Regions from separate parts of the Mus musculus genome. Here all the other regions are linked to region 5. The links are chromatin loops, found by intact Hi-C in ENCODE. Cell type or tissue: gastrocnemius. All regions are shown on one strand. Links, peaks and the distances in the headings refer to the core of each region. The heading gives the core; the rest is flanking DNA.

Region 1 (6,047 bases), core at 762-5,761, 95 kb before region 5:
GCCAGGGCTACACAGAGAAATCCTGTCTCAAGAAAAAGAAAGAAAGGAAGGAAGGAAGGTGTTTGTTGAGAATGGAGAACATCTGAATGCAAGCTACTAGTATGGCCATTTCAGAAAACTGGCTCTATCTACTGAAATGAAACACACTGATGGTACCTGGATTTCCACACCTAGTTACTTATCGATAATGTATACTGATGCTCTCTGGGACACATTTGTAATGTTTTCTGATATGTGTGACCACCCAAACTGGAACTAACCCAAATGTCCATCAGCAGTGAGATGTACTTCATTTGTGAATGGACGAATGAGACAGCCACACAGTGTGATATGGATTAACATTAATAAAATAATTAATAAAACATAGATGCAAAGGAAGATTGAAGAACATGCCTGCTGTGATTCAACATATACCCAGCTCACAAACAAGTGAAACTACAATTGAACCTAGGAGAGGCTGGAGACAGGTCCGTGGTAGAAGGGTACTCACCTTGTCCGGGTTCAATCCCAGCAACACACACACACACAAAGAAGTGGGCCATGGTGGCTCATGCTTATATCTCAGCACTTAAACTGAAGCAGGAGGATTGCTGTGAATGAAATAGGGCAACCCCATATTTCTGGGCTACTATATGAAATCCTATATCAAAAAAGGGGCAAGGTGGGGGTTCTTGCTACCATTTGGGGGATAAACAACTGAAAACAGAGATGTTCTAGGCATCTAGATTGGAGGGGAGATCTGGATAGCAGACACAAGAGTATATATTCATATTGTGAAAATTCAAAAAAAACTACTTTTTAAAAGATACGATCTTACTATGTATCCCTGGCTGTCCTCAAAGTCATAGATGTCCTCCTGTCCTCTGCCTTTTGAATACTAGGATTAAAGACATGTACCACCACACCCAGTGTAGACATTTTTTTCTGTTTTAACTGAAAAAAATTTTTAAGTAAATGAAAAATTCAAAGTAATGAGAGATGTGTGGTTGGCAGTTGTGCCCTGCCTTGGTTTCCCTGTGTCTTCAACAGGAGACTCAAGGATGGAAAATACTTCATATAAGAAACTTTATTTCCCAGCCAGGGGGTGGTGCATGCCTTTGATCCCAGCACTTGGATCTTTGAGTTCAAGGCCAACCTGGTCAACAGAGTAAGTTCTAGGACAGCCAAGGCTACACAGAGAAACCCTATCTTGAAAAATCAAACAAGGGTCAGGGGTTGATTTGATTTCCCAGAGAGAAAACACCACAAGCTAGCATCTGCAGAGTAAGAAGCCAGGGGGCTCCGATGGACCAAGGGGTGAAACTGTCAGGGGATTTTAATAACTGAGTTATGGGATGAAAACATCCATTAAAGGGTACATATGTTTTTCTGTTTGAAATGGGATCATGCTCCATAGCCAAGGCTGGTCTGTAACTTCTGCCTCGGCTTCCTAACTGGACTTGCAGGTTTACCACCACACCTGGCTAAGTGTACCCAGCTTTGAAGCTGCAAATCAAAAAGAAGCTAGATTCAGAATATCAAAGACCACCACCATCTTTCCTATGACATCCCAGGCTATTTATCTGTGTATTGTTCCTTGCTGCTGCTAACCTAGAGACAATAAAAAGTAGATTCTAGTGGCCCAACAGTTAGGTCAAGGTCATTGGCCCAGGTGAGCCAATCAATACACGCTGGCAAACCCTCTTTGGAGATGGGCAGCGTGCTGTGTAGTATGTGACCTGAAACAAAACCCTTAAGCACCTAGAAGTCTGTTTTCTCTCCTGAAAAGAATCTTCTTAAATGCTCAAAGAGGTTTTCTGTGTGATCTGACTTGATATCAACCATCTGTCACTGTGCCAACAGCACATGGAGAGACCTACCAAATGGCAGCTGACATTGATTATCTTGGAAATCTACTTAAAGCTAGCCTGGATTCTAGCTTTACTAAGTTACTCGTGTCTAGTCTCCAGGGTGGCAGAGTTGGAATCAGAACCTACAGGCTTAGGTTTGAGGTGACCCTGAAAAGAGATACAGTCAGGGATTCCAGGATTCTCTGAAGAACAGGTGGGCCTCTGATGTCCTGGCTATCCTTTCTACCTCCATTTCTGAGGAGCAAGCTTGTTCGGCAAAACCAGTCTGGCAGGTGAGCTGACTGCTCTGTGACTTTGCACTTTGCTTTCTGAGGCCCAGGGAGAGGGAGTTGAGTCCATCTAAAGTCCACAGAGCCAGGAGATAACAGAAGATGTTTTAAGAGGGTACCTGTGGGGGAGGGGAAGAAAAGAGCAGAGGGAAGCCCTCCTGCCCCTGCCCCCCAGCCAATTCCTTGGCAGCACTTACAGCTCATTTCCGTTATGAACTTGGTTTTTGCCTGATCCTCCCATGTTCGCGTAGGCAGGAAACTGACATTTTCCTGCTCTATCCACGCGTCAGACACAGAATACAGGTGCTTACTTGGCACCTCACGAATCAACTAGGTTGAGAGGAAAGCTTTGCTTTTTTGCTTTCAACGGTACTTTTGAATATAAACGTGTATTTCAGTTATGAAAACCGCATTTAAAGGGAAACTCTTCTTTCCTTTAAATGTTTGTTTGTTTTTTGTTTTTTGTTTTTTTACAGAGAGAAACTAGGTTAGACAGACACGGCGGTGGCACGCCCATTATCCCAGCACTTGGGAGGCTGAGGCAGGAAGATGCTCAGGACCCGTTTGCCTGCATAGTGAGACCCTATCTTAAAACCAAGTGTCTAGGTTATTGCAGTCAACAAACTGTGTGTGTGAGACAAGAAGTTCCCTTCTAGAACCAACTGGGGTCTCTCAGAACAGAAAGGGACAGAGCCTTGCTGGAGTCCTCACTGCGTTTGGGGAGCCGGCCTGAGCCCTAACCCCACTCCCCGCCATTGCCATTCCCAAGTTAGTCTAGGTCCCCTAAGTGTCTCCATCCCACGGAGGCGGGGGCCGGGGGATAGAGATGAGAAGCAAAGAGAACACCTGGGTTGTGATAATGAGTATAAGGGCAGTGGGGAGGAACGTGATGAGGGGTGAGACAGTGACCTTAAGAAGCCAGGGGACGGTGAGAGGGCGTGAGACAGGGAGCAGGGAAGCTACGGGGTAACCTAAGGGACAAGAGGCCCAAGACTCAGCGTGGCGAGTGACGGGCGCGAGGGAGGAGCTTGGTGACGCCTAGAGTGGGGCGGGGCGAGAATCAATGGCAAGTCCGAGGGTCGCGAGCTACTGATCGCCTACATAGAGCCGGTGGAGCAGCCGCTGCGTCTCAGGTCTCTTTTCCCGAGCCAGGTGGGTGCGGAGGCCCGGGGCTGGGTGGAGGGTGCTAAACCGTGGGAATCCGTGCAGTCGAGCTGGGGACGCTGGAGGCCAGCCAGCAGTGGACTTGGCCCCGGAGGCTCCAGTCTCGCGTCCCGCTGCTTTTAGGGTAGTCAGTCCTGCAGCGGAGCCCCAGCCCCGCTATGACTTTTGTCCTGAGACATCCAGAGGACTTTCGGAACCAGTCTGGTTCCTGGCTGGGCCTCAGCCTACCTACCTGCTCGATGAGAGCCCTTTTAAAGTTGTCTCACTATTTCGAGCTGACTTAAATCTCTTCTTTGTCACATTTCTTTACGCGCCCCGCCCCCACACCCCTCCTCACCTCTGTTTTGTTTGGCTGCATTCTGAATGAACCCCGGACCCCACAGATTGAAAGACACAGCTAAGCAGTCCCCTCTGTCTGGAGACAAACCTGCAATCAGTCTCTGACTCCAGGCAGAGAACTGACAGTTGGGTATTTGGCACTAATAACTCCAGGGAGAACTTGCAGCTCAGAGCCAAGTTGGAACGGACTGTCTTCTGTCCCACTCTTCCCAGGCTCAACATAATCCAACTTTTAAAAGAATATAAACATGGGTAAGCAAAGGCAGCCCTGGCTAGAGTCTGGACATTTGGGTTCTAATCCAGGCTGTTGGCAGGTTCACAGCCCCTCTCTGGTTCCACCAGCTCCTCACCAGTTATGTTGTTGGTCAGAGTCTCCAGGAACCTTTCTCTTTTTTGACATTACTAGTAATTTTTTTAAATGAAGCCAAGTTGGAAATTTTATTAATAACATTTTAATGCAGGATTAAGCATGAGGGTTAGGGGGGAAAGAAGGACTCTGAGGAAAGTCAAGCATACTCAAATATAAATATGGGTTTCTTAAACAAGGGCACCATTTTCTAATAATTGTAAAAGGGTCATGGGCTGGAGAGATGGCCCAGAAGTTAATAGCACTGCTGTTCTTCCAGAGGACCCAGGTTCGATTCCCAGCACCCATGTGACAGCTCACAAATGTCTGAAATTCCAGTTCCAGGGCATTTGACACCTTCTTCTGGCTTCACAGGCACCAGGCGTGACGGAGGTGCACTTATATACATGGAGGCAAAACCACATACAGATAATGGCAGGCATAACTGCTTCCTGACTTTGACCTACAGGGCTATGCACCTGAGCTCAGCTCTGCCCAGAGCACTAGACTTTGCCCAGCCTCAAGGAAGTTTATATATATTTTTTCTGTATGTTCTTTCCTCGGGATTCCTCAACCTGCTAAGGAAATTCCCTGAGTTCAAAGACTGACTTTGGTTCCAGATTTATAGCCTCATGGCACATACCAACTTCACTGTGCTTGTTTTATAGGTTTTTGGTCTACAGAGAAACCCTTAGTATTTAATACCTAGAAATGCCACAGGGGATGGAAAACTGTCTTATTCCCCAACATCGGACTCATAAGATGTCCAGAAATGTGTTTTGAAACAAATGCATAAATTATTTCATTTAGTCCAAAATTTTCCATTGGGTGTTTTTTTTTTTTTTTTAAATGATTTGTTTTCTCACCTTCATGTGTGTCTGTGTGAGGGACTGTCCCCTGGAGCTGGAGTCACAGTCAGTTGTGAGCTGCCATGTGTGTGCTGGGAATTGAACCCAGGTCCTCTGGAAGAGCAGCCAATGCTCTTGACCACTGAGTCATCGCTCTAGCCCTGGGTTTTACTTTTTAAGCCAGATTTAGCCCAGCTAATCTCAGACTTGCCATATATCCAAGGAAGACTTTGAACTTCTGATCCTCCTGCCTCTTCCTCCTGCCACTATGCCTCCTTTATTCCATCTGGGGATCACACCTAGCTTTATGTGTACTAGACAAGCACTCTAACCAGCTGAGCCACAACCCTAGCTCCAGCCCCAAGATCTTGTGAGGTGGGCACCCTCGTGCTTCTCTTCCAGATGAGACTCACGGGTATTTAGAGTAACTTCCTCCGGTCACATACTTGGTACACCAGGATGCCAGTCTCTGACAGCAGGGCCTCAGCATCTACCTCACCTACCGATTTTTCATTCCAGGATCTTGTGCTGAAAGCCATTTCCAAAGTGCCTTGGGACAGCCTACCCCTCTGACCTACACAGCCTGGAAAAGAGCCACTGTTAGCCTGTAGAGGGGTGGCCTGAACCAGCTCAGTAGCTCCTTTGATTCTGGGATCTGCACTGAACTTGATCTCCATGGCACACCGGCTGCAGATGCGTCTGCTGACGTGGGATGTAAAGGATACTCTGATCAAGCTCCGCCGACCCGTCGGGGAGGAATATGCCAGCAAGGCCCGGGCCCATGGAGTGGTGGTGGAAGACATAACCGTGGAACAAGCCTTCAGGCAGGCATACCGGGCTCAGAGCCACAACTTCCCCAACTATGGCCTGAGCCGTGGCCTTACTTCCCGTCAATGGTGGAAGGACGTGGTCCTACACACCTTCCGCCTAGCAGGGGTCCCAGATGCCCAGGCCATGACTCCAGTTGCTGACCAGCTATACGAAGACTTCAGCAGCCCTTTCACCTGGCAGGTGTTGGAGGGGGCTGAGATGACCCTGAAGGGGTGCCGTAAGCGGGGTCTGAAGCTGGCAGTGGTCTCCAACTTTGACCGACGACTAGAGGATATCCTAACAGGCCTTGGCCTGCGAGAACATTTTGATTTTGTTTTGACTTCTGAGGCTGTGGGCTGTCCTAAACCCGACCCACGGATTTTCCGTGAGGCTCTGCAGCGCGCTTGTGTAGAACCTGCAG
Region 2 (6,047 bases), core at 328-5,327, 110 kb before region 5:
CTCTGTAGCCCTGGCTGTCCTGGAACTCACTCTGTAGATCAGGCTGGCCTCGAATTCAGAAATTCACCTGCCTCTGCCTTCCAAATGCTGGGATTAAAGGTGTGTGCTACTACTGCCCGGCTAGCTCTCACTTATTAAGTTCTAAGTACTTTCAAGTATTCTCATCAAGCAACATTGCTATTGCCTCTACTAGCTCTTTTTTTTTTTTTTTTTTTTTTTTTTTGGTTTTTTCGAGGCAGGGTTTCTCTGTGTAGCCCTGGAACTCACTTTGTAGACCAGGCTGGCCTCGAACACAGAAATCCACCTGCCTCTGCCTCCCGAGTGCTGGAATTAAAGGCGTGCGCCACCACACCCGGCTATTAACCACAGCTCTATGTTCTCCAGTACACACAGTTCTCAAGTCATAAGTAAAATTTATAAATCAAAATTCACCAAGAACTGCAGTGGTCCTTTGGTTAATAATAGGCCTTTTCCTTCCCAGAAGAAACATTGTTTCTTAATTCCCAAGAGCACGGTGCTAGACCTACCCTTCAAGGCCCATTTGTAATCCTGTGACGTCCTTTGAACTCAATTTCAATTGTATGTACTAAGTACCAAGTAGATCTTCCTAGAATATACCTTTGCTTTCAATGAGATCAAATCCATAGTTAAACCTGTTATTCAAGGCTTGTGTAAGAAGGGCTCACCCTACCATCTAATCTCCGCCATAAGGCTGTCAAGAATGGAAGGGGCTCAGTGACATAGCGCTTGCTTAGCTAGCATGTTCAAACAAAACCGAAAACCAAATTCTTCCATGTCTTTGGTTTGTTCTGCTCAATCCCTTAACTAGACTTTAACATTCTAAGAAGAAACCTTTTCTGGGAATGGAGATTTGGATTTAAAAGTAAGGAATACAACATCTGGAAAGAATCTTTGAGGTCTTCCATAAGTTTTTTCCCTGTTGTAATATCCAAAAATAAGTTCAAGACTACCCTGTACCTTCCCCCTTCAAAAGGACTTTCCAAACTGTACTAGCAGGCCAAGTACAGAGCCAGATAAAAAGCTGGCTGACTAAACAAATATAGAAACATAGTTTTAACGGTCAAAAACAAAATTAACAATCCTCCTGCCCCGCCTCACTAAAACACACACAAGGACAGACAAAATAAGAGTCACCCTACATAAACCAACCAATGTCTAAAAAGATTATTGGCTACACCAATTAAAATAAGCCAAACTACCCTGGTGCCTATATCCAACCCTTACAAAGGTATAAAAAGTGTGTTCCTTCTTTGTTCTGGGTCTCTCCTCCTGCCTGCCAGCTGAGAGGGGAGTCCCCAACATGCTGGATAAGTAAAATCCTCATGAGTTTTTGCAATGATGGTGGTCTCTGTGCTCTTTGTGGGTGAGGGTTTTCTGACAAGCTACAACACTCTCATACCCTTCACCCAGCTTCTCTTGTTACAACTTTAAGTTCAATTTTTCTAGTGAATTATTGAAAACCAAGATGAGTTCACAGATCTTAAACATTTTTAAAATGAAGATCTGGTGGTACCTAGAACATTTACAGTATTATTACACAACTGCCCACTTTTACCTCCAAAATAATTTTATCACCTCCTCCCTAGTGAGCATTCCCCAAGGCTCCCTCCACAAAGAGGGCCCTTGCCACTCTCAAGTCTTTGTCAAAGCCCCATAAACCTCTCTAGACCCCACGCTCCAGTCTTCCCCAGACCTTTGGTCAGAATTTTTCTTTTTTTAATTGTTTTTTGGTTTGTTTGTTTTCTGTTTTGTTTGTTTTGGGTTTGGTTTGTTTGTTTGTTTGTTTGTTTGGTTGGTTGGTTTTTTGTCACCTAGTGCTAAGATTAAAAGCATGCACCACCAAATTTACTCCCTTTTATACTCCAAATTTTAATGTATCCATTGTAGATAAACCTGATCTCCTAGCATACTTGGATGGTTAGTTTTCTCGGCTTTTTTTTTTTTCCAATGTCTTTCATATCTCTCAACCCATGAGATAGGGGCTGGATAATCAATTACATAGAATAAATAAATCTAGACAGTCAGTCTGCTGCTGAACGTATTTACCCGCGGTGTTAGGCATTACCGAGGTGTTTTAATGCCGTTGACATCCAATTGTTCTTTTACCAGTGAGCAACGCAGTCAATTTTTGCTCCGGGCTGAGAATAGACCGTCAAGTGAACTCTGGGATGAGTTCGGATTGCAAGCCAGGGCACCTCCCAGAGGCTCCGAATGCCCACGTGGACCCCCTCGGGCCTTCCCACCTCAAGTGAGACCCGAGCTGGGGGGCGGGGAGACGGGCGGGCTCTCGGGCAACTCTGGATTGGCCAAGATTCCAGCCCCGCTCAGCGTGGATCTGGCCGCGCGAGCTGACCAGTGATCCGGAGACTGCCCCGAAGGGAGCGTAAGCTGCATTCCCGGAGGGGCGGGCGGTACGGGAGCCGCTTCCGGGTGAGCCGCCCCGCCCCCACGTGGGCTTGCGCTTTTAGAGCGGGAGAGCGCGGTGTCCAGAGCCCGGCTCGGAGCGGCGGCGAGCAGCGTCCTTGGTACGTGAGCAGGCGCCGGCCTCTGGGAAGTGGCGGGTTGAAGGGGGACGGGACCCCAGAACAAGGTGAGGTGCACCCCTATGGCGCTGTGTTCCCGAAGCTCTGACGCTGTAGCGGAGACGCTGTCCCTATGCACCTACTAGAGTGGGCGGGATTCTTGCCGCTACAAGGTCTTGCTGCGTCCGGGATTCGGGACTCAAAGATGGGCTCCACCCGCCCCCTTTCTCGGAGGCCTCAGGGGTAGCCTCGGTTTCTGCAGAGCGCGATCTGTCTGGCAGGCTGGAGAAGTGGGGAAAACAATAAGGGTCGCTTGTGCTAGGTCTCTCCTGCTTCTGCTCATTCAGTCATACAACGATCCATTGAGATCCGCTTAAGACCCAGACCACATGAGAAGAAAAGCAGTCATGCAGCTTGAAACAAGAATTTGTCCCCATGCCTTTTAAATCCCAAAGTCACATACTAACCACCCTGCTACCAGCCGTGGCCAGGTCTAGGTTAAACCTTTCTTCCCCTACTCTCACCTGGAATCTCTGTCGCCTCTTCCATACTGGGACTATAACGTGTGAACTCTGTCCTTCTAATGCCAAAAGTCCTGGTGAGGACTGAGGGCTGCTAGACTCCAGAAGTTTGGACCATATTTATAGCTGACCTGCTGTATGAGACCTGCCCTTCTCGAGTTCAGTTTTACAGTTGTTTGATGTAAAAGCTCTCAGCCAGAATATTTTAGCAGTCTGTGGAAAGGCAACTCCTAGCTTGAAATGTCTAGACCCGGGCAGCAGGGGGGATTAAGCGCCCACACTAGATGAGGTCTAAGGTCTCTTCTTTAACCCCTCCTAACACCGTGGCAGGTGGCAGCTAGAGTGTGCAGGAAATGCAAATGAGCCACCGGGCAGTACCTTTTCAGAACTGCCCACAGATGCCTTTCCTGGGCCTCTTTGGGCTTCAGATTTCCCAGCTCTGAACCTTCTACCTAGCTGGCCCTCCTGACTTGTCTCCTCCCTAGCCAGGGCAGAGCCTGCTCGAGCTGGCACCACTTCACTACTATTTATGCCAAGAGCACAGCCTCCGGAATTCTTTGTGGGGTACAACCTGGGAGCCCAGGCTCTGAAGCTTTCTCTCAGCTGCTCCCAGTGGCAGTCTCACTCCCAGGTTGTGGGATGCTACCTCCTAAGGGAGGTGAGACCTTTACAGTCTTTCAGAAAAGCTACCCCGCAGTGTCTCTAAGAAACTACAGTGTTCCTTTTCCTTCTTGTCTAGTACGTGCTGCTGGAGGGCGGCTAGCCTCTCTCACCTCAGGCAGTGGCTGGAATGTATGTCCTTCCCTAGGTGTGGCGAAGGGTCAGACACAGTACAGCCTACTCATCCCAGCTCAGCACTAGCCATACATTTAGCGTTACTTGCCGCTGCTACCGTGGTGTTAGACATACCTCATCAGTAATCTGATCTTCACGCAGGCTTGATAATATCAGCACATTTTAAATCTTGAAAGAAAAAAAAAAAGTGGGGGAGGATCTGAAAGGCCTTGCCCGTCGTTATAGAATCGACTCTGGGATTGTTTGGCCCAGAAACAGTTGTTTCTGCAATACCTTGTACAGCTTGCTAGCAGAGTGAACCTGTTGTACAATGGGAGAGAAGGTAGCCTGGGCCCCTGTGGTCTTGTGTTCCTGTATTCCTAGGCCCCTGTGTTACTGTATGAGGCACAGGGTTTAAGCTCAAGTTTGCAAACCCCCTTAATTTGTGGAAAGTGCCCTGCCCATGTTTGGAAATCTTCCAGACTCTGAAGGACTTCTCTCAAAGAAAAACCCTGATCTAGAATTGGTTCTATAAAACAGAAGCAACTCTGGGCACCTTCCCACTCTATGGACGTTCATTAAGCATCTGCTATCACACGCTGTATAGTACAGGGCCTTGGGCTGGAAGTCTCAGGCTAGTCCCTACCTCTGCCTTACTCACTGTGTGAGTTCAGGTGGCCTTCCATCCCTTCATTTCTCCTATCAAACTGTGAGGGATTGAATAGAGCTTTTTTTCTTTTAAGTCGGCACCAACGTCTCTTTCAGTTTCATCTAGTGGCCAAAATAAAAACCTGCATCCGGGCAGGAGATATCTCAGTGATCAAGAACACATGTTGCTCTCACAGAGGACTTGGGTTTGGTTGACTCAACAGCCATAAGCAACACTAGTTCCGGGGACCACACAACCTCTTCTGAATTCTGTGGGCATTGCAAATATGTGATACATATGCATGCATGCAAGCAAAACACTCCTAGCCATAAAATAAGCCCTTAAAAGTTCAAAACAAAGCAAGCAAACAAAGCCTAAATCAAAGTTGGACTGTTCTGGCTGGGAATGTAACTCAGTGGTGGAGCGTAGGGGTCCAGGGGTTCCCCACCACAAGCAACCAGGAACTGCTGAGGTGCGCCTCTGCACACGCCTCTCCTCTCTTCCCCTCCTTCCCCTCCCAGCTACCCTGAAGTAAAATCTGGGCAGCGCAGCTCCTCCGTGGCCCTCCAAGTTTTACTTATGGGCAGATGGCCTATCAGCGTTGCTCCCTTAAGCTCTTAAAGGAGATGAGTGAACGCCAGGGAATGCAGGTGTGGACTCCAGAAGCCAGGGCCTGCTACAGAGATGATTCTGGGGCAGAATATGCACCTGGTTCCAAAACCTGACTCCAATCCAGAATGGCATTGAGCGAGTTCCATAACCTCTCTGAGCCTCTATTTCATAATTGCTAAGAGTTATGTTGATTTCGCAATGTAACTTCAATGAGATAAAGTACTGCCTTTGGCACCTTGCACCTAGGTAGAGGGAGACCAACTGGAGTCCAGCACAAATTCAGATTCGGGGCTTTATCATTAACCAGCTATGTCATTTTGAGCAAATAGTTGTACATCTCAGGGCAACCTCCTGGCAGATGTGAGAACCAAATTCTGCACAAAGAGTCTATATAGATAAACTCTCGAATGTGCTGAGTGTGTTACTTAGGAGCCAGAACATCTCTAAGGAGGCTTGGCCTCTCTTGTGTCCTGTGAAGAGGCTGGCCCACCCAGGGGTGTGGTGGCAGGGTTGGTCCTTGTGTGGTTCCTGATAACCTCAACCCCAGCAAGGAGGGAAAGGGGATAAGGTGGGCCCCTGAGCTGCTTGGGAGGGAGCTGAAGGAGCCTGAGAGAGTGGGAGCACAGCCAGGCACACTGAAGGATCCCCTGGGTTCTGGGCTTGTTTTCACTGGTAATTTGCTGTAGGACTTTGGTGAGTAGTGCCCCCTCTTGATGTCCCCTTTGTTGGAGGAGCAGAGATTCAAGCCTTCCAGCCTCTACTGTCTGTGGCTTTCTCTCTCTTTCTTCCTTTCCTTTCCTTTCCTTTCCTTTCCTTTCCTTTCCTTTCCTTTCCTTTCCTTTCCTTTCCTTTCCTTTCCTTTCCTTTCCTTTCTTTTCCTACTTGGCTGCTTAGTAGCCAAAAGGAAATGTCTAAAATGGAGCTGGCTGTCCAACTCTGAGTCCCACC
Region 3 (6,047 bases), core at 285-5,284, 63 kb after region 5:
GAACAAACAGAGTAACAAATCAAGACACTTTTCACTGCTGTGGTGGAGACATGAGGTTCAAACAGACTGAGAAAAATCTCTGCTGTAAGCCTCAGATGCTATCTGATGACATTCTTAGCCTTTTGGTTTGCGGAAGCTAGTGGTTTTTTAAGTCAATAGATTCCAAAAGGCTCCATCTGTTAGATAGGAGTGGGCAAGGGAGGGCTATTAAGGGGCTGAAGACAGCCCAGGATAGGTCGTAATTGGGGTCTGAACCTACAAGAACATTCCTACCTCCACAAGTTACTGGCCTTCTAATCAGTTGATCAGCCTTGTAGGAAGTATCAGCTAGAGTTCCCCCTAGGAACTCTTGTTTACACTATCACCCTACATTCCTGATACTAGAGAGGAAATAGCTTTACTTGTATATACCTTAGCTATCAGAGCATTGAAAAGAGAAAAGAAAGTAGTAAAGTATGTCTGTTTTCTAGACTTCTTGTATAGCCAGAAAATTTGTCTGATGTATGATGTTGGGGCTAGTGTGAGTCTAGCCTCATCTACTGTTATTTAGAGTCTGTTTCCTCAGTACCTGACAAGGCCACAGAGCTATCTCTGGATCCAATGAGGATAGTGGTAATGAAAGCATTGTTACACTAACTGTAAAGCATGAAGTGGGATTTTTGAGGCTAGTTTTGAGGTTAAAAATAAAAAAAATGAATGGCATCTTTGTTTTCTTCATCTTCAGGAAATCAGACAGCACCAAAGCCAGCCCCAGCTACCACAGGCACGTCCTCAGTGCTGTTTGCCACTGCAGTGCATGCATACCGCTAGTAAGTAGTTGGAAGAGAAAGCCCTCAGAGCTGGGGAGGCTGTGGACCAGCCGGCTGCAGTTCCTGTCCTTCCTCAGAAGCCTGTGCTCATCGTAGCCTAGTTCCTCAGAGAAACTCAGCATTATTTTGTCTATGTTGTTAATGTTTGGGCCCTCCACAGCAACTTTCTGAGATTTTAGGGATACTATGGATAATAGATGACTGAAGAATAAAAAGTTGGGGCTGGGTGTGATGGCTCTCACCTTTAATCCCAGCACTTGAGAGGCAGAGTCTGTAGGTTTTCTGTGATTCCTAGATCTGCCAGAGTTGTACCAATGAGACCCTGTCTCAAAGAAATAGAAGTTGCAGAAGAACTTTAGATTAAAAGTTGCCCACCTCTCACCTTTCCTAAAGACCAAATACTAGCTGTTTCAGATCAGAGAACTGGCTCTTCATGGTTGAAAGGGATTCTGATATTTGTTGTATTCTTGTTTCAATAGCATAAATGGTCAATATGCAAAGCAGGGCAAATTTGGAGCGGCTGTCCTGGGGAACCACACAAGCAGAGAGGTGAGAAGACCCACATTGATTTATACGCCACATCCCAAGAATTGTTAATGCCTCGGGTCTGTTTCTTATCTGTTGGATAGAGACTTATGTGTTAGATGATAAGAATGTCTACTGATGATAACTGAGTGTGTATGACTAGGATTGAGTAGATGGCCCTAGTTTGCTTACTGTTATGCATTAAAACAAGTGCTGTTGTTCGGAATGCTTGCTTTAGACATCTCCTTTGTGACGGTTCTAGTGTAAGAGCTGGAAAGCTTTAGAGTAAACAGTCAAGGATGCTCTTTGTTGGATAGCTAATGATCATTCGTCATTCTGTCAGTGCATTCCATCGTTTTGCCTATGTTAAAGACCAATATTTATCCTTTGAAGCCTGAAAATAAGGCTGAGCAGTTGATCAGGGTATTAGGGTGAAGTATAGTGGATGTCACTAAATGCCACCAGGCCTGACTTCCTTGTGTTGGTACATCCAGCTCAAATACCACTCCAGAATTTTGAGTTAGAGATTATTGAACCAGACAGAAGACATTCTAGTATTTTAGAGGCCCAGAGACACAGAATGGCTGCTCTGCCATTCTCAACGCAAAGCTAAGATTAGTTGCCCATGGTGACTGATATAATGGCCAACACTCAGTCTTCAAGTCAGTGGGACTTCAGTATTACCCATGAGTATCAGACCTAAACTCTTGCAGCCATTAGTCTTCTATCGGTCACCCGATCCTCACCTCTCTCTTTACCGCTCAGGTTAATTTGAACAGATCTCCAATATACAATTTCAGCAGTAAATGCTTTAGCATATAATTGTAAGAGATGAAATACTTAGAAAGAAAATTATCATGCTATTTACTGAAAAAGTAAACAGAATATTTTAGTCAGGATGTGTTCAAATTTCTCTTTTTCCTCTCTATTATTGTTTTTCTTACACTTCTATTTGAATCAGCATCTAGTGAGGTTACCCATTGCAGTTGGTTCCTGTGTCTCTTAAATCTTTCATCTTCCCATCGGGAAGCAAATGATGTATGTCTCTTGTTGTGTGTTAGCAGATGCTGAGGACTATTATCTAGAACTTTGGTTTTGAGACCCCCCTATGCTTGACTGCCAGAAAGAGGTGATAGGTTGGAGAAGCAATTATAAGAAAGTAGATAAGGGGCCGGAGATAAGGCTTAGTGGTTAAGAGTACCAGCTGCAATTCCAGAGGACCAGGGGTTGGTTCTCAGCACCTACATAATGGCTCATAACTATCTGTAATCCCAATTCAGGGGACCTGAACTATCTGTAATCCCAATTCAGGGGACCTTATGCCCTCTTCTGGCTTGTGTAGGTACTACATGAATGTAATGCACAGACATATATGCAGGGGAAACATCTATACTCAAAAAAATAAAATAAATTATGGGGGCTGAAGAAATGGCTCAGCAGTTAAGAGCCCTGACTGTGTTTTCAGAAGACCCAGATTCAATTCCCAGCACCCACACCACTGCTCACAGCCATCTGTAAGTCCAGTTTTAGGGAATCCAATGCTCTCTTCTGACTTCAACAGGCATCAGACACAAAGTACAGACATGGTGCACAGACATACATGCAAACAAAACACTCATTCACATTAAATAAAGAGTAGGAGCTGGTAGCTGGGTGGTGGCCAGGATTTGAGAGACAGGAGGATCTCTGTGGGCTCAGGGGTCAGCCTAGTTTACAGAGAGGGTTCAGGACTACATAGTGAGACCCTTGTCTTAAAAAAGAAAGAAAAAGAAAAATTGCAACAATTATATTGTAAAGTTATTTGGGAAAACAAAACAAAACAAAACAAAAAAAAAACTCACTGGAGAGCTGTAGAAATGATGAAGGGGAGAGAAATTAAAATCTTAGAGAAAAAACCCCAACAGTGAGATGTCTCCGTTCTGTGTCCTGAGCACATTGCTGGTTTAGGTGTAGTGTAGGCAGCAGGTATGACACAACCAGAGACTGCTTGAGAAAAGAGAAACTGACAAATCTGGAGTCTTGCAGCTCAACAGCGGTATCCCCGTGGGACATTTGTTGAATTCAGGGGTGGTTTAGAAGTCCAGGTACTACCAGAGTCAGAACAATTTCTGCAGCTTTGTAGTGCACAGGAGAGACACTTCTAGAGGGAGAGAACCTGCAACAAGTAGCAACTATCTTCCTTTCCCTATATTTACCAGACTTTGAATTTCATGGGGAAGTAGCTAAAGAATTCAGCTAAAAATCCTTGTTGATTAAAACTTTAAGAACCAAGGAGTTAGAGACTTTCTAGGCTTTCAGCCAAAAGCTTGGAAAGGTCCTGCATGAGTAAGAATCAGGACAACTCAGAGGTAGACTGGTTCTTAAAATTTCTTTTAAAGATTTATTTATTTTCTTTGGTATATGAATATTTGCCTGCATTGCTTTTCTGTGCACTGAGTGCACAGTGCCCACAGAAGTGAGAAGGGGTGTTGGAGCCTCTGGAGCAGAGTTAGGGTGCTTGTGAGCCACGTGTGGACACTAGGAGCCTGGGCCCTGTGCAGGAGCACCCTAAGTGTGCTTAACCACCAAGCCACCTTTCTAGCCCCAGCAAACCAATTCTTAATAATGTCTAATCCTCTTACAACCAGTACAGGCTATGGTGGGACTGGGGTGATCAACCCTTCACTTTGAAAAATAAAATAAATATCTCACATAAAATCACACAGCAGCCTTCACAGCTCCCCGAATTTCTAAGGACTAATTTCATCTTTTAAAAAACATTTATTTTTATATATTTGTGTCTGCATGTGAGAATGTGCAGGTTCCTGCGGAAAACAGAGGTAAGTAACTGCTCCCTAGAGTTGTCAGTCTTACACATGACTTTGAGGCTCCTCTTGCTGAACCAGCATGTCTCCAGCCCAGAGGGTGAATTTTAATTATTTGGATGTTTTTGCTTGTTTAATCCATATATAATACACACTGTTGTCCCTAAGTCCCTGGAAAATTGGTTCCAGGGTCCTTTCCTACATATAGATAAGAAAATCTGTGGTATAGACTAATTATGTATGTGATATAAATAATATTCCTTATATAAAGTGGCAGAGGGCTGTACTTGTACATCCTTCCATAAACTTTAAATCATCTCTAGGTTATTTGTACTATCTAATACAATGTAAATGCTACATAAATAGTTGCTATTTTATTTAAGGAATATAAGAAAAATATGTTTAAATTTATAGGACTAGAATCCATGGAGGTTAACTGTAACATATATTTTTTATATATAAAATTTTGCAGTTTAACATTTTAAGTACACAGTCTAGTGGCTATTTTTAAATTAATTTATTTTGTATTTACTTATGTATATGGTGGCTTGCCTACATGTATATCTGTGTACTGCATGTGTGCCTGGTGCCAGAAGAGGCCAGAAGAGGGTGTTGGAGCCCTTGGGGCTGGAGTTACTGGTAGTTATGAACCACCTTGTGGGTGCTGTGAACTGGATTCAGGATCTCTGGAACAACAACCGTGTTCTTCACTGCTGAGCTGTCTTTCCAACCCGGCTCCAGTGGCTTTAGTGACATGTCCAGTACTAAGTACTTATCACCACTGTTCTCATTTTTTTCATAATCTCAAACATAAGCCATCCATTAAGGTGTAACCGTTCATCTCCCTGCTGCTCCTCCTTCATATTCTCCAATGCGCTATCGCTGAGTCTGACTGTCTTAGACCCTCGTGTAAGTGGAATCAAGCGGTCTTGGTCTTCTTGTGGTTGACTTGCTTTATGAGCTCAGCCCTCGAAGTTCATTATGTTTTTCTTACTCATGACCATGCTAAGCACATGCTCTAGCCCTGACCCTCTTTGTGCAATCTATGCTAAGAAAGAAATCTGTAAGAAATAAGGGCAAAATAAATCTGCCAACAATCTTAAGTTGAGAGCATCACTGCCAGTAGATTGTTACTGTGGGATACTTTGAAGGAAGTTCATTAGGTTGAAGGAGGTGTATATGTCCATGTCCTCCTCAAGACATGGAGAAAGTTCACAGATGTGTTATCCGTCATGGTTTCAAACTGTACACAACTTGAATAGCCACGACTAGGAGAGTGGATAAATAGGTTGTGGTATGTTCACATAGAATAGTATAACTGACAGTATCGAATCAAGTACTGACAAACAAAGTAACAAGGCTTAGTCTATGTTGTAAGTGAAAGAAGCAGGGAAAAAAATCAATAGATGTAGGTTGTTTGCACTAATTTAACTATAGAGAAGTTGATCTGTGACTGAGTCAGAGTACTGGACCTCTGTGGTAGGGATATTGATAATCAGGGGCAAAGGGAGCTATCTAGGATGTAGGAAACACTGGCCTTTTCTCAATCTGCCTGGTAGCCACATGAGTACGTACACATGTGAATATTCACTGAGTTGTACATATGACTTGTAGGATCTTTTTTCCCCTCGAATTTAAAAGATTTTTGTTGTTGGTTGCTTGGTCTTTGTTTTGAGATGTTGTTTCATTCTATAGCTTGTGCTGAACTCCAACTCGTGGCAGTCCTCCTTGCTCAGTGTTGGGGTTACAGACATATACCACCAGATCTGACCTGTATTTTCTGTAAAGGATCCAGTTGCCATCTCTTAGCTCTCCTGCATATGAATGGAAAAGCCAACAAAATAAAGCTATTGCTGATTAACGTTAAAGAGTGAGGCCAGAATGCAAAGAGGTGCAAGGCAGTGAGAAA
Region 4 (6,047 bases), core at 667-5,666, 46 kb after region 5:
GCTACACAGAGAGACCCTGTCTCAAAAAACAAAACAAAACAAAAAAACAAAAAAACCCCCAAAACAAACAAACAAAAAAACCCCAAACACTTCCATCCAGTTTCCCTGGATTATAATGACTGAGATTATACTGAAGAGATATGATCTTTTCCTCCTTTGATATTCTACAGTAATTTCTTAGAGGGTTCATTTACTACCTACACAAAATCTAGCATTACACACAGTAGACTCTCAGGTGAAGTTTCTCTAGTTGTCTTATAATATTTCTGCTTTTAGTAACTTGAGTGAATAGAATACTACAGAAACATTTTTAATCTCCATTTAATCCATATCTCTTTACCACTGGAGGAGATTAATATCAGTTTGCCTGATATAAAGGTTATCTTTTGCAAACTTGACTTGAAAGGAATTATTAAATTTGCTGTTTCCTAGTTAATCTTTTGGGGAATGATCTGTTCCTTTTTTAAGGTGTTTAGGGAACTGGCCCAAACTCAGTGAGTTCAAGGCTGGGAGACAGGAATTCAGGTCTCCTGACTCCAATTCCAATAGTAGTCATCTGGATATTTTAATCCAGGAAGACTAGCTTTCCAGATGCACCAGATTTTATATTTCCTTTTTTTTTTTTTTTTAAATTAGGTATTTTCTTCATTTACATTTCCAATGCTATCCCAAAAGTCCCCTATACCCTCCCCCCACCCAACTCCCACTTCTTGGCCCTGGCGTTCCCCTGTACTGGGGCATATAAAGTTTGCAAGACCAATGGGCCTCTCTTTCCAGTGATGGCCGACTAGGCCATCTTCTGCTACATATGCAGCTAGAAACACGAGCTCTGGGGGGTACTGGTTAGTTCATATTGTTGTTCCACCTATAGGGTTGCAGACCCCTTTAGCTCCTTGGGTACTTTCTCTAGCTCCTCCATTGGGGGCCGTGTGATCCATCCAATAGCTGACTGTGAGCATCCACTTCTGTGTTTGCTAGGCCCCGGCATAGCCTCACAAGAGACAGCATTATCAGGGTCCTGATTTTATATTTCCAATTCTAAGCCTGAAAGACTGAGGAAGACCCATTTCCAACTTTCCCTTTCTTATGTTGCTAATGAAATTCACCCAATCACCACACACACCAGTTTTAGGGTTATTGAATACCTAAAGAAACAGCGTCCTAGCTGGGCAGTGGTGGTGCATGCCTTTGATCCCAGCACTTGGGAGGCAGAGGCAGGCAGATTTCCGAGTTCGAGTTCGAGGCCAGCCTGGTCTACAGAGTGAGTTCCAGGACAGCCAGGACCACACAGAGAAACCCTGTCTCGAAAAACCAAAAAAAAAAAAAAAAAAAGAAAAGAAATAAAGAAAAAAACAGGGTCCTTTCCCAAGTCCTATGCCACACAGTCTAGGTAAGGGCCAGGCTTCCTCACTCATCAGCTCTCTAAACCCTGATACAAAGGACCAGGTCTGCCCTTTACTCTGTGTGACCTCGGACTAGTCACCCAAGTGGCTAGTTCCCGTTTTCTTGTACACCTGTACATTTCAAACACCCACCAGAGAGGCACCTCCCCCACAGAATGCAGGGAAAGAGCTCTGAGACTTTCTTGGGTTTTGCTCACTTTTTTTTTTTTTTTAAAGAATTGTTAAAATCCAGTATAGTGATATAGTCTTCAATCCCAGCACTGGAGAGGCATAGGCAGGTGTAATTCTGTGAGATTCCAGGATAGCCTGGTCTACATAATGAGTTTTAGGACAGCCAGAGCTACATAAATAGATCATCTCAAAAATAAATAAATAAATAAACAAAAATAAAAGAAAGAAAATAAAAATAAAGAAAGCGTTCCTGGAATAAACTTATCCATTCATTCCTACCCACTCAATTTCACAAGTTAAACAGAGCTACTGCTACAGGCTCCAGTCCTACCACCCAGATTCCAGTGTATCACTGCTTTACCAGTCAGATTTCACTGTTCTAACCATCTTAATCTGTAAAATAAACACAGGAAGCAGGCCAGCAGCCTTATCCTCAGATAAACAGGAATAATTTACTCACAAAAATTGTAAGTAACATATAATATTTCTAACTACACTATTTCCCCTTCCCCCTCCCCTGGAGTTTTAGACAATAGTACAGTCACCTTCAATGAACAAAAGAGACCAAGCAACCCAGACAGTTCACAGCCAGTACAGCATTTTTATCTTTCTGGAAGCTACCTATAAAAGACAAGAGCCACTGCTTGGCTCTTTGGGTCGCACGGGGGAAAAAAAAAACCGAGAGTAAATTAAGGAACAAGGGAACAAAGCTAAGTTATATTATTCAATCTAATAAAAAATTAATGAGAATCCACTGTGGGCAAGAAGACTTACAAGTTAGTAGTTCAAAAACTGTAATAAAAAGCCCCACAGGGGAAGTGCCAAGAGGTACAAAGTTCTCTGGGAGAGAGCTTCCAATCTCTTTAGTATCATCAGAAGAGACTAAAACATTCCGGAAAGGGACACTTACAGGATCAACCTGACTGGGAAGAAAACCAGAAAGAACTCCAATGAGAACTGTGGAAATGGACACTGGGACACACTATCTGCTTAGCCACAGCGTGGCTAAGCAAGATCGTTCAAAAAAAAAAAAAAAAAAACCCAAAAACAAAAACAAAACAGGCTAACCAAAGAAATATAGAAGAAAGACATGCAACAGAGTGGGCGAAAACTGGAGGCAGAAAAGTCAGCGACAACCAATGTTGACTTAAAACCTTGGCAACAAAACTCAGCTCAGCAAAACTGGATTGAGGACTTTCTACCTTCAAAGTCTCGTCCATCATCCACCCTCCCGAATATCCCAGCTCTTCTGGACCTCTCTTATCTGGACTTTAGAAACAGGGTCCTTTCCCAAGTCCTATGCCACACAGTCTAGTTAAGGGCCAGGCTTCCTCACTCATCAGCTCTCTAAACCCTGATACAAAGGACCAGGTCTGCTCTTCACTCTGTGTGACCTCGGACTAGTCACCCAAGTGGCTAGTTCTTCTGTCTTCTTGCCTGCAGATCAGTTTATTACGAAGAGACCCGGATCAGACTCGATGATTTCAGAGATTTAAAACCTTGAAAAAGCGCATATGGAGACACTGGACACGCGGTCCTTTGCGTAGATGGGGAAACTGAGGCACCGAGCACCCTGCCCTAAGGTCATAACAGCAATGTCGCTGTAAGATCCCTGCCACTGTTCGGCTCAGATCCCATGACTTCTAGTCCGGGGCTCTTTCTCCTTCCGCCCAGCTTAAGGGAGCTGCGGGGGGTCCAGGGTTCGGGAGGGAAAAGGACAGCGAACACGCCGGGTTTGGGAAAAGGAGGGGAGTGACCTTACCTTCACAGGGTAAGCCCCGCCGCCTTAGTCTTCCTCTCAGAACTGGATCCCCTAGTCCGGTACGGACTTCTACCAAGCCCCCGCCACTACTGCCCGGCTCGACGTGTCCCACGACCGCAGTAAAGGCCGCGGATTCCCGCCCTGGACCCGCCCCCTGGGTGATCCCACCAATCACCGCTCAGAACCTAGGAACTCCACCTCCTCGGAGGGCTGGTGAGGCCTTGCGTCACTGGGAGCTCACCTCCTCATTTGCCTTTGCTCCACCTCCTCCACCGCTGGGTCTCCTCTGGGCCTCACTACCCTGAGAGAGTTTGTCCTGCCGGAAAGCAGCTCGCCGCCACGGCGTTTTACGTTACCGGCGGTGACAGGCCCTGGGAACATCCAACTTCCTCCTCCCTTCAGCTGGGCGAAAGCCGACGTGATGTTCGGTGCCGGAGACGAGGATGACACCGACTTCCTCTCGCCAAGCGGCGGGTGAGTGATTGAGGAACGGGACCCGAGCGCTGGGCTGAGAGACTGGCGCGGTGGCTGCAGGGGTCGGGCTCTTCTCAGGCCGCTTCCCAACTTCCGGGTCTAGACAGACCCTCGGCGCGTTCCACCGCTCAGCCTTCGCATTCTGAGTAGCGGTGTCACCTCGGCCCGTCTGGGTTCAGGAACTGGAACCTCCCTTGACACCCTTTTGCTTTGTGAATCACACTTTCTCCAGTGAAATGGAGAGGATTGCTGGGGAGACTGCTTGCCTCGGAGTTTATATAGGAGTCAGCTCCTATAATAAATATACGAGCTGTAAACTCAAGAGACTTTCTCTTCCCCGAGAACAGGATGGTGACACTTTGAACCAGGACCTGGTGGGCCATCTCTGGCATCCTTCAAAGCCTACTTCAGAGGTTACCTTTTTGGTGATTCTTTGCTTTCACAGTCCCGGGAGGAATAGTCTGCTTCATCTTCCATATTTCCACAAGCCTTAGCACATGGAACCTACTGAAATCTAAGCCCTGACTGAACTGCTTATGGTTGCTCATTTCTGTCTAGGTCTCAGAACAGTAACTCCTGGTGCACATTGATTGCTCACGAAGTGCCTGCGAAATTATGCTTTTTAAGCCCTAAGGTGTAACGCCAATGGGAAAGACTATTCGTTTTCTTCTGCTTTCAAACATCATATATGCCATCTTGGGAGAGAAGTCTTTAACGGCAGGCTAGATCCACCCCACCCCCCCCCTTTAATAATTAGCTCAGTGTTTTCCCTTGCGTTGTCCTAGTGGACCTCATGTCTCCCTTCAGACTTGTTAACTGCAAAGCTCACATCTTTGCACAGCCCTTCTTTGAACGCCTGCTTTACAAGTTTTGTGCATAGTGATGAACCTACTTAAGAATGACTGACACATCATCCTACCAATAATGATTAGTCTCCTAGAATACTGGGCAGTCAATACAGGAGTGACCATAAGATGACTGGCTTTCTTTTGATTGTGTGTGTGTGTGTGAGAGAGAGATGTATGCATGTATGCATGTTGTGAACATCTTTGTTGAGGACAGAGGTTCAGTATCAGGGGTCCTTCTCTGTACACTTCCACTTTAGTTTTTGAGACAAGTTTTCTCACTGAACCTGAGTTTTCCATTTTGACTAGACTGGTTGTCCAGCAAGCTCCCAGTATCCATCCATCACCACACTTGTCTTTTTTTTTTTTTTTTTTTTTTTTTTTTTTTTTTGTGGTTGCTGGGGATCTGAACTCAATACAATAAGCACTTTACCCAGCCCCTCTTATTTGGTCTTCAGTACTTAAGATCTTTTGACACCCAGTGAGTGGCTCTGCATTTCTCTCTGACCAGCACATTCTCCCGGGACCCCTGGGAATGCCTGCACCCACTTAGCCCCACTTTGAATTCATTTAGTTGCTCCATTACTTTTGAGTTGACTGGGCATTGTATCCTTTCTTTCCTATGTTATCCAAAACATTTACAGCCTCTGCTGCTGTTGGCTGGACATTCAGCTACAGCCTGTTTTATGTATGCCTGTGTATGGGGCCTTTTGAATATCTTCAAGGTTTGTTTATTTATTTGTGACATGGTTTCACTATGAAACCCTGGCTGGAATTCTTTATATAGACCAAGCTGACCTTGAACTCACAGGATTCTGCCTGTCTTCCCCCTGGATGATGGGATTAAAAAAGCATGTGCCATCACACCCAGTCTCAAGGTATATTTTAATTTCATAATCTTTAGTATGTGAGAATATTTGAAGACAGTTTATGAAGGTATTTTAAGGCTTCCAACTTTCATGCATCAAAGAATCTGCTGCTGACGAGGCAGACAGTGACAGTCATGTGCTCTTCTGATTCCTTACCCAAGGAATCAATCTCCTTTCCCAGGAAGGCTTAACTAAGAATTGAAGATACTTTACACATATGATTGTGGGTCCTAGGCATAGAAAACAGACAATTTGATGATAAAAGACTCAACAGAGAAAGCTACACACAGATACATTTTTGTCCCCTGTAGTAGCTAGGAAAAAATAAATTTTGTTCCCGGTAGTAGCTAGGAAAACAGAATCAAACTTAAGAGTAAGACTAGGAAAAATGAGTTGGAGAGGTAGCTTGGTGGTTGAGAGCACTGGAGGAATTGGATTTGATTCCCAGCACCCACATGGTGGCTCACAACAGTCTGTAACTCCAGTCCCTGGAAATCCGAGACCATCTTCTGGCTTTTTGGGG
Region 5 (6,047 bases), core at 309-5,308:
GTCAAGCAGGTAAAGTCACAGGCTCAAAGGTGAAAACAGAAGGGTAAGGTTGCACGCGTTTGCAAGTATGTCTTCCCAACATTTCATTCTAAGTAGGTACCACCACATTGACTTTTTTTTTTTTTTTTTTTAGAAAAAGGAAAAACAAGCCAGTAAAAAAACATGGGTTCTGGGGCTCAGTCTCAGGTCCTAATGGTCACAGAGAAAAGCTTTTGGCACCTGAACTAGCTCCCCAGACCAATAGAAGGTTTTGGCCTATAAACCTAATACTATGTGGTTTGGGAAGGTGTTCATCAGAATATTGAATCATCAAAAGTACATGGTGGCGACCAGGAAGGAGGCAGGAGGAGTTTGAGGTCAAAGGTAAGAGACTGTGGGGGGTGGGGGGAGATGGAAATGTATGGCTCAGTGGCAGAACAGTTGCCTAGCATGCAAAAAAAAAAAAAAAAAAACCCGGGTTGGATTCCCAGCACTGTTTAAAAAAGGGTGTGTGTGTGGGGGTAATGACCTGCAATTTGCATCTTACCGGATGTTATATTAATATTTCCTGCTTCAATGCCGGCTTTGAGTCCTTCTTTTCCCAAAATCCCAGACTCTCCTTTGGCCAGGCGTTCCCGCTCTTTCTCTTCCAAGCTTCCATAGTAGATGTGTGGTTTCTTCACAACGGGAGCAACTAAATCGTCAGGCGCTTTGGTTTTGGTTGTCTGTTAAATCAAAGACCCGGACTAAGGTTTAGTTCCAGCAAACCATGCTTCCCAAAAGAATGAAGCTAACGCTGCACTTTCATCTTCTTTCCTCTCAAAACTAGAGGAGAAAGTCGAAACTGACTTTGTGCGAGTTAAGGCTCTTGTTAAGTTTGGCACACAAATACGACCAATCAATTTCTGCCTGAAGTGTCTTGGTTGTTTTGGGGCCCGTTACTTTAATCGACTGGAAAAGCAATCTCCGGTTTTACGAAAATAACTTCTCACTGCTGGGCAGACACTAAAAACAACCTAAACAATCAGGGTGGCTCTAGGTGCACCAAGTCACGATGTGACTGGAATACACATTTCAAATACTTTCAGAGCCGATTACAAGTTGGGAAGCCTCATCATAGTAAGTACGAGTCGGACAGCTTAAGTCAGGACACAACCCGATTCCAAAGCACCGTGTTTTGGAGCAGCCAGAAAGAGTGGTCTCTGCTCAGGACTTAAGTAAGAGCAGTGCAAAGAGAGCTGCAGCACACGAAGACATCAGGAAAAGGCTACTAAGGTCCACACTAGGGTCCCTCAGCTTTCCTCCTCCTCGGCCCAGACCCGTAAGGTAACGGCCCTTTCCCACGGGAACCCCCGGCCTCTCTAGGGCAGGCCTGAGCTTAGATCCAGAGCTCCGTACCGTGGAGGAGGCTCGTGAGGAGGCCATGCCGGGCGGCGGAGACGCGAGGCCCTAGCCAAATCCGCGTTCTACTTTTCAGACCGGGAACCGCGCGCCTAGCAAAGTGGAAGTGCGTCACTGGCCGGAAACGTATCAGAAACGTACTACGTGCGAAGTATCTTGGGAATGGTAGTTGCCAAAGGTCGGCTGGAGTCGAGGGGCGTGGCCTTACAGAGCTACACAACCTCGCGGGAGAAGAGGAGCATGGGAAGAGAGGCGCAGAGCAGCCTGGGAGGTGTAGTTTGGGCTGCGCAGCAATGGAGTCATGGTGGGAGTTGAGGTTCTGGGGAACTGCAGAGGCCTGAAAAGAGGTAGGTTTGCGGATCGCAACCATAATCTGGAACAAAACGAGGGTCTCTGTTATCCTTCGGGAGGCCTTCCGCCATTTCGAAGCTGAGGCCTGTGTTGCCATGGAAATCTCTCCCTAGACTTCTGCAGCCTTGGAGCTGGGAAAGAGGACTGTTGTCCACGACGGAAGTCCTTCGGGGGCCCCTCGTAACTCGGTGGCTACGTAATCAGTTTGGGCTTCAAGAAGATATTAAACTCTAAGACCTTCTAAGGCTAAAATAGAGATGTGGTGGAGGAGCTGCGGCCTAGTTTGTTGTGGGTTTACTTGTCTACAGCCTATTCTTTGTCTGTGTTCTTTGAAATAAAGGGTCCATGAAGGCTCCAGATAAAGAGCATATCAGCAGTAGTAGCTCCAATGAATGTTAGGCCATCAGAGATAAGGTTTTTTTTAAAAAAAAAATCCTTACATGAAAGTTGTGGGGGTTACAAAAATATGCGCGTTTGCCGAGCTGAACAGACTCACTTCCACACTCAAGGCCCTGCCCCGAACAACTCCAATTAGAAGAGCACTTCCTTTTCGAGGACTTACTAATGCCGAGTTACGCGCAACGAGCTTATTCTGTTTTAGTCATCTCAGTCACGGACAAGAGTACAAGCCCGAAAAAAACCAAAAAACATTCTGGTGAGAAAAGGTCGTTCTGGAGCCGTAGTAGTAGAATTAGTAACGTGGCAGGTCGCGAGCCGCCGAGCCGCGCTTTTAACTCGTACTCATTATTGCTCTCTAGTGGTGAGGCTTTCAGAAAGTTCCCTCGCAAGTAGGGAATTATTGTTGTTGTTGTTGTTTTTCTAAGTGTTTCTTCCTTTCCCCCTTGGAGCTGACTTCCATTTCTCTACGTAAGGATCTGGTAGAAAGTAGTATCTGATAGAATAAAGCAGTTTTGAAATGTCACGGGCCAGTGTTTTGATTAGATCACCCCTTGCTGTGCTAAGCCTCCTGAGAGAAGTGTAAATGTTTCCTATACATTGTAGTGTTTTGTTTCGTTCTGGATGCACGCAATAATAATTTCTATGAATGCACACTATAGCAAAACTTTCATGTAGATCACTATCATTTAGCTTTTTATTTTAGTGGTCTAAGTGTAACTTTGTTTTTTTTTTTTTTTTTAAATTATTTATTATATGTAAGTACACTAGCTGTCTTCAGACACTCCAGAAGAGGGCGCCAGATCTTGTTACGGATGGTTGTGAGCCACCATGTGGTTGCTGGGAATTGAACTCAGGACCTCTGGAAGAGCAGTCAATGCTCTTAACCACTGAGCCATCTCTCCAGCCCCTATGTGTAACTTTTATAGAATGCTGATTTAGCTTTTTTTTTGTTTTGTTTTGTTTTTTGTTTTTCTTTTTTTTGCTCAGGCCCCGCTCTCCCTGCTTGCTCCAGCCCAAAGATTTATTTATTTATTATATGTAAGTACACTGTAGCTGTCTTCAGACACACCAGAAGAGGGTGTCAGATCTCATTACGGATGGTTGTGAGCCACTATGTGGTTGCTGGATTTGAACTCAGGATATCTGGAAGAGCAATCAGTGCTCATAACTGCTGAGCCATCTCTCCAGCCCACATTTTTTGTTTTTCAAGAAGGGTTTCTCTGTGTAGCCCTGGCTGTCCTGGAACATGTTCTGTAGACCAGGCTGACCTCAAACTTACAGACATCCTCCTGCCTCTGACTTCAGAGTGCTGGGATTAAAGGTGTGTGTCACTACTGCCCGGCTTCTGATATTAACTAAACTGTTTGCTTCAACTTTATAAAACTGGAATAATTTTTCAAGTTTCCCAAGGTGTCTGTATTAAAATAATACAAAGAATGCGAATGTGGGACGGTTTAGTGGGTAAAGGAACCTGTGCTAAGTGTGATGCCCCACATGGTAGAAGGAGAGAACTGACCCCAGATGTTGTCCTCTGACCGATGCTTGTGAATTGTGTGCTTTCACCAACACCCAATACATAATTAAATAATTTTTTTAAGAGGCAAAAATTTTTAGTTACTAAAGTGAAAAAAAAAAACCCAATAATGGTAGAGTCTAGAACTTAAGAAAAGTTAGTGTAGGGTTGTGGGTCTTGAGTCTGCTCTGCAGCTTGGGGAGGCAGGACACAGGGAGTTTGACTGCACTTACCTCATGCCAGCTCAGGGCTGGTGCTGGGCCATAGGGAAGCCCCAGGACATTGCTGGTGGGAAAGCGGGCAGTCTGAGGCATGGAACAGTGGGAGCTGGTTTGGGGGTCTGCCTGCTTGTGATGAGGCTGGGGTGGTCGGTTCTCAGGCTTTCCAACATCCAGGCCCCGCTGGGAGCCCCAGAAGAGCTGAGAATGGAGTGGGGGAGCAGCTGGCTGGCTGTGTGTGGTGGGGGGAAGGGGAACAATGGCTGGTCACACGGGGAGAGTCCTTGGCTTGACTGCAGGCTTGGGCTTGGGCTTGGTGGGCAGTGGTGGCTGGGAGTGCAGAAAGGCCTTCTACAGGACTAGACAGTGGCTCTATAGTCGAAGGCCTTCTCCATGGCTCCCCATGGTGGATCCCGATGAAAAGAGGCAGTCCATAGTAGTAAGGCATTTATTGTCATAGAGGAAAGTGGATGTATAAAATCATGCCCCCACTTCTCAGGGTGGGCCTGAGGTTAAATACATTTTGCAGGGAGGAGTGTCTGGGAAGGAAAGCTTATTGCTTATGCCCTCCAGGCCTTTAGGCAACTCATTAGAATGGAGATCTGGCTTGATCCTATGGTGGTCACGTTTCTTTTCCTCTTGTCTTGGTCTGAGATGTTAGTGATGCCTCATCTATGTTGGGGGTGGGGGGCTTGGGGCATTGCCCTTACATGACTGATGGCCACAAATCTATGGGGGACTGCAGTTAGTGACAGGGGCCTGGTGCCTGGGAGCAGGCGAAGGTCCTACCTACCATCTCTTCAGGGTCCCCAGGGCTTCAAAGCCTTTTTAGCTCAACTGAGGACCAGGCTACCTCTCACTGCCCGACAAGTTAGTTTCACCTTCTCTATTGTTGTGTAGCTCAGTTTACTCCAAAACTTTATTTATCATGGATACTGTAGAGGATATAAAGACGATACCTTCAACAGTACTAAGGTCAGCCTAGCTTTTTGTTGATTCTTTGAATGTCACATCAGGCACCCCAATCCCACTCGTCTCCCTGTCCCTTCGTATCCACCCTCTACCCTTGCAACTACTCCCGCCACTAAAATAAAATAAGATAGAATAAACCAAAATTTGTCATGGAACCTGTAGTGTGTCATGGTGCGTCACATAGTATACACTTTTGTCCACACATCTAAACTTGTAAATGTTCATTTCAATGGGTCACTGGCTATTCTAAGGCCTCTGGCTTTTGCTACACTATCTGTACTGGAACCTCACTAGGACTCCTCTCAGATATCATGCTGTTGCCCTGTGTCATGAAGATCCCATCCTGCAACTTTGGATCTGTAGGACCTGCCCACAGATCATAGAAGGGGTAGATGTTGGGATGGGCCAACTCCAAGCCCTAGATTTGGTCCTGGGAGGTAGCTGAGTTGATCAGCCCGTCAGCTCACCTGTACCTGCACCACCAGGGTGAACTCTCAAACACTGCCCAGCTAGTTTACCCAGTGATACAGCCAGCAGCAAGTAGGGTCAGCTCTCCTCATGTCCTCAGGGACTGGCTCACCCATGCCTTTGTCACCCAGACCAGCTCTACTGCTGCCCAGGTGAGTGGCAGGGCCCACTCTACAGAGTGCTGCCAGCTTAACATTTTTGTTCTGACACAGACATTCATTCGCCATGTGAAATGACTTTGAACTTCTTTGGTCTTAAGTCTGTCTGCCTACCCTTCAGATCCCAGGGGGAGCTGAGATCCCTAGTCACTCCCAAGCAGCCAGCCTAGGTTAGACGCTTGTGCGGTGCTGTTGGAGGGCCCTCCTTAGGGTTCTGTTTTGACACAAGATTGGCCTGGTCTGTTGTGTTGTCTGTTTTTCTCACAGATTTCGATAGTGACTTTAATCTCAGCATAGGAAGCATCTGATTAATGAATGATTTACCCACTGAGGACCCTTAGATCCTGTGGATACCTGAGAATTGGTAAGTTTAATTTTCATGAGATTTAAGCCAGCTGGTTATAATATCTAGGAATGGTCACAGTCTCTGATGATGTTCACAGAAAGCAGATTGGACTAATTAATGGCATGGCATATCCACTTTCCCTAAGGACACTCAATTTACATGATATAGTTAACCATTTTCCCTTGTTTCCTTTGTGTGTGTATGTGAGTTGTATGTCTGTATCTATATATACTGTCTGAGTG

The links. Hi-C counts contacts between places; a loop is a spot of excess contacts. Peaks named below come from ENCODE experiments on the same cell type or tissue, not always from the same donor. Only the 100,000 strongest peaks of a DNase experiment are listed, where the experiment ranks them.
Region 1: a loop joins it to region 5, with 5 times the contacts of the local background. A loop is called at or near these places in 15 of 42 quality-filtered maps.
Region 2: a loop joins it to region 5, with 3 times the contacts of the local background. A loop is called at or near these places in 10 of 42 quality-filtered maps.
Region 3: it touches region 5 in a loop (2.2-fold over the local background); 10 of 42 quality-filtered maps call a loop at or near these places.
Region 4: it touches region 5 in a loop (2.3-fold over the local background); 20 of 42 quality-filtered maps call a loop at or near these places.

Annotation. Positions count from the first base shown.
Region 1 is chr4:62,499,382-62,505,428 of GRCm38, reverse strand. Hdhd3 (haloacid dehalogenase-like hydrolase domain containing 3) reads left to right here and starts at 3,229. Exons shown (of 2, transcript NM_024257.1): 1 at 3,229-3,271; 2 at 5,336-6,047. The coding sequence starts at 5,492. In gastrocnemius, for the core only: no CTCF peak of the experiment used is centred there; a DNase peak (open chromatin) is centred at 3,169; H3K4me3 peaks cover 1,598 bases; H3K27ac peaks cover 1,471 bases.
Region 2 is chr4:62,516,359-62,522,405 of GRCm38, reverse strand. Alad (aminolevulinate, delta-, dehydratase) reads left to right here and starts at 2,343. Exons shown (of 12, transcript NM_008525.4): 1 at 2,343-2,546. In gastrocnemius, for the core only: no CTCF peak of the experiment used is centred there; DNase peaks (open chromatin) are centred at 2,407 and 3,562; H3K4me3 peaks cover 2,375 bases; H3K27ac peaks cover 3,363 bases.
Region 3 is chr4:62,340,819-62,346,865 of GRCm38, reverse strand. It overlaps Fkbp15 (FK506 binding protein 15), which reads left to right. Exons shown (of 28, transcript NM_001045528.2): 3 at 725-809; 4 at 1,289-1,358. Among named protein-coding and RNA genes, the nearest start is that of Fkbp15, 17 kb to the left of the region's middle. In gastrocnemius, for the core only: a CTCF peak has its summit at 2,672 (motif pointing left); no DNase peak of the experiment used is centred there.
Region 4 is chr4:62,358,133-62,364,179 of GRCm38, reverse strand. It overlaps Fkbp15 (FK506 binding protein 15), which reads left to right and starts at 3,584. Exons shown (of 28, transcript NM_001045528.2): 1 at 3,584-3,810. The coding sequence starts at 3,758. It overlaps Slc31a1 (solute carrier family 31, member 1), which reads right to left and starts at 3,479. Exons shown (of 5, transcript NM_175090.4): 1 at 3,337-3,479. In gastrocnemius, for the core only: no CTCF peak of the experiment used is centred there; a DNase peak (open chromatin) is centred at 3,557; H3K4me3 peaks cover 2,769 bases; H3K27ac peaks cover 2,198 bases.
Region 5 is chr4:62,404,232-62,410,278 of GRCm38, reverse strand. It overlaps Cdc26 (cell division cycle 26), which reads left to right and starts at 1,654. Exons shown (of 4, transcript NM_139291.4): 1 at 1,654-1,727; 2 at 5,727-5,823. Prpf4 (pre-mRNA processing factor 4) reads right to left here and starts at 1,496. Exons shown (of 14, transcript NM_027297.3): 1 at 1,378-1,496; 2 at 527-704. The coding sequence starts at 1,404. In gastrocnemius, for the core only: a CTCF peak has its summit at 2,481 (motif pointing left); DNase peaks (open chromatin) are centred at 1,558, 2,405 and 4,083; H3K4me3 peaks cover 2,778 bases; H3K27ac peaks cover 2,468 bases.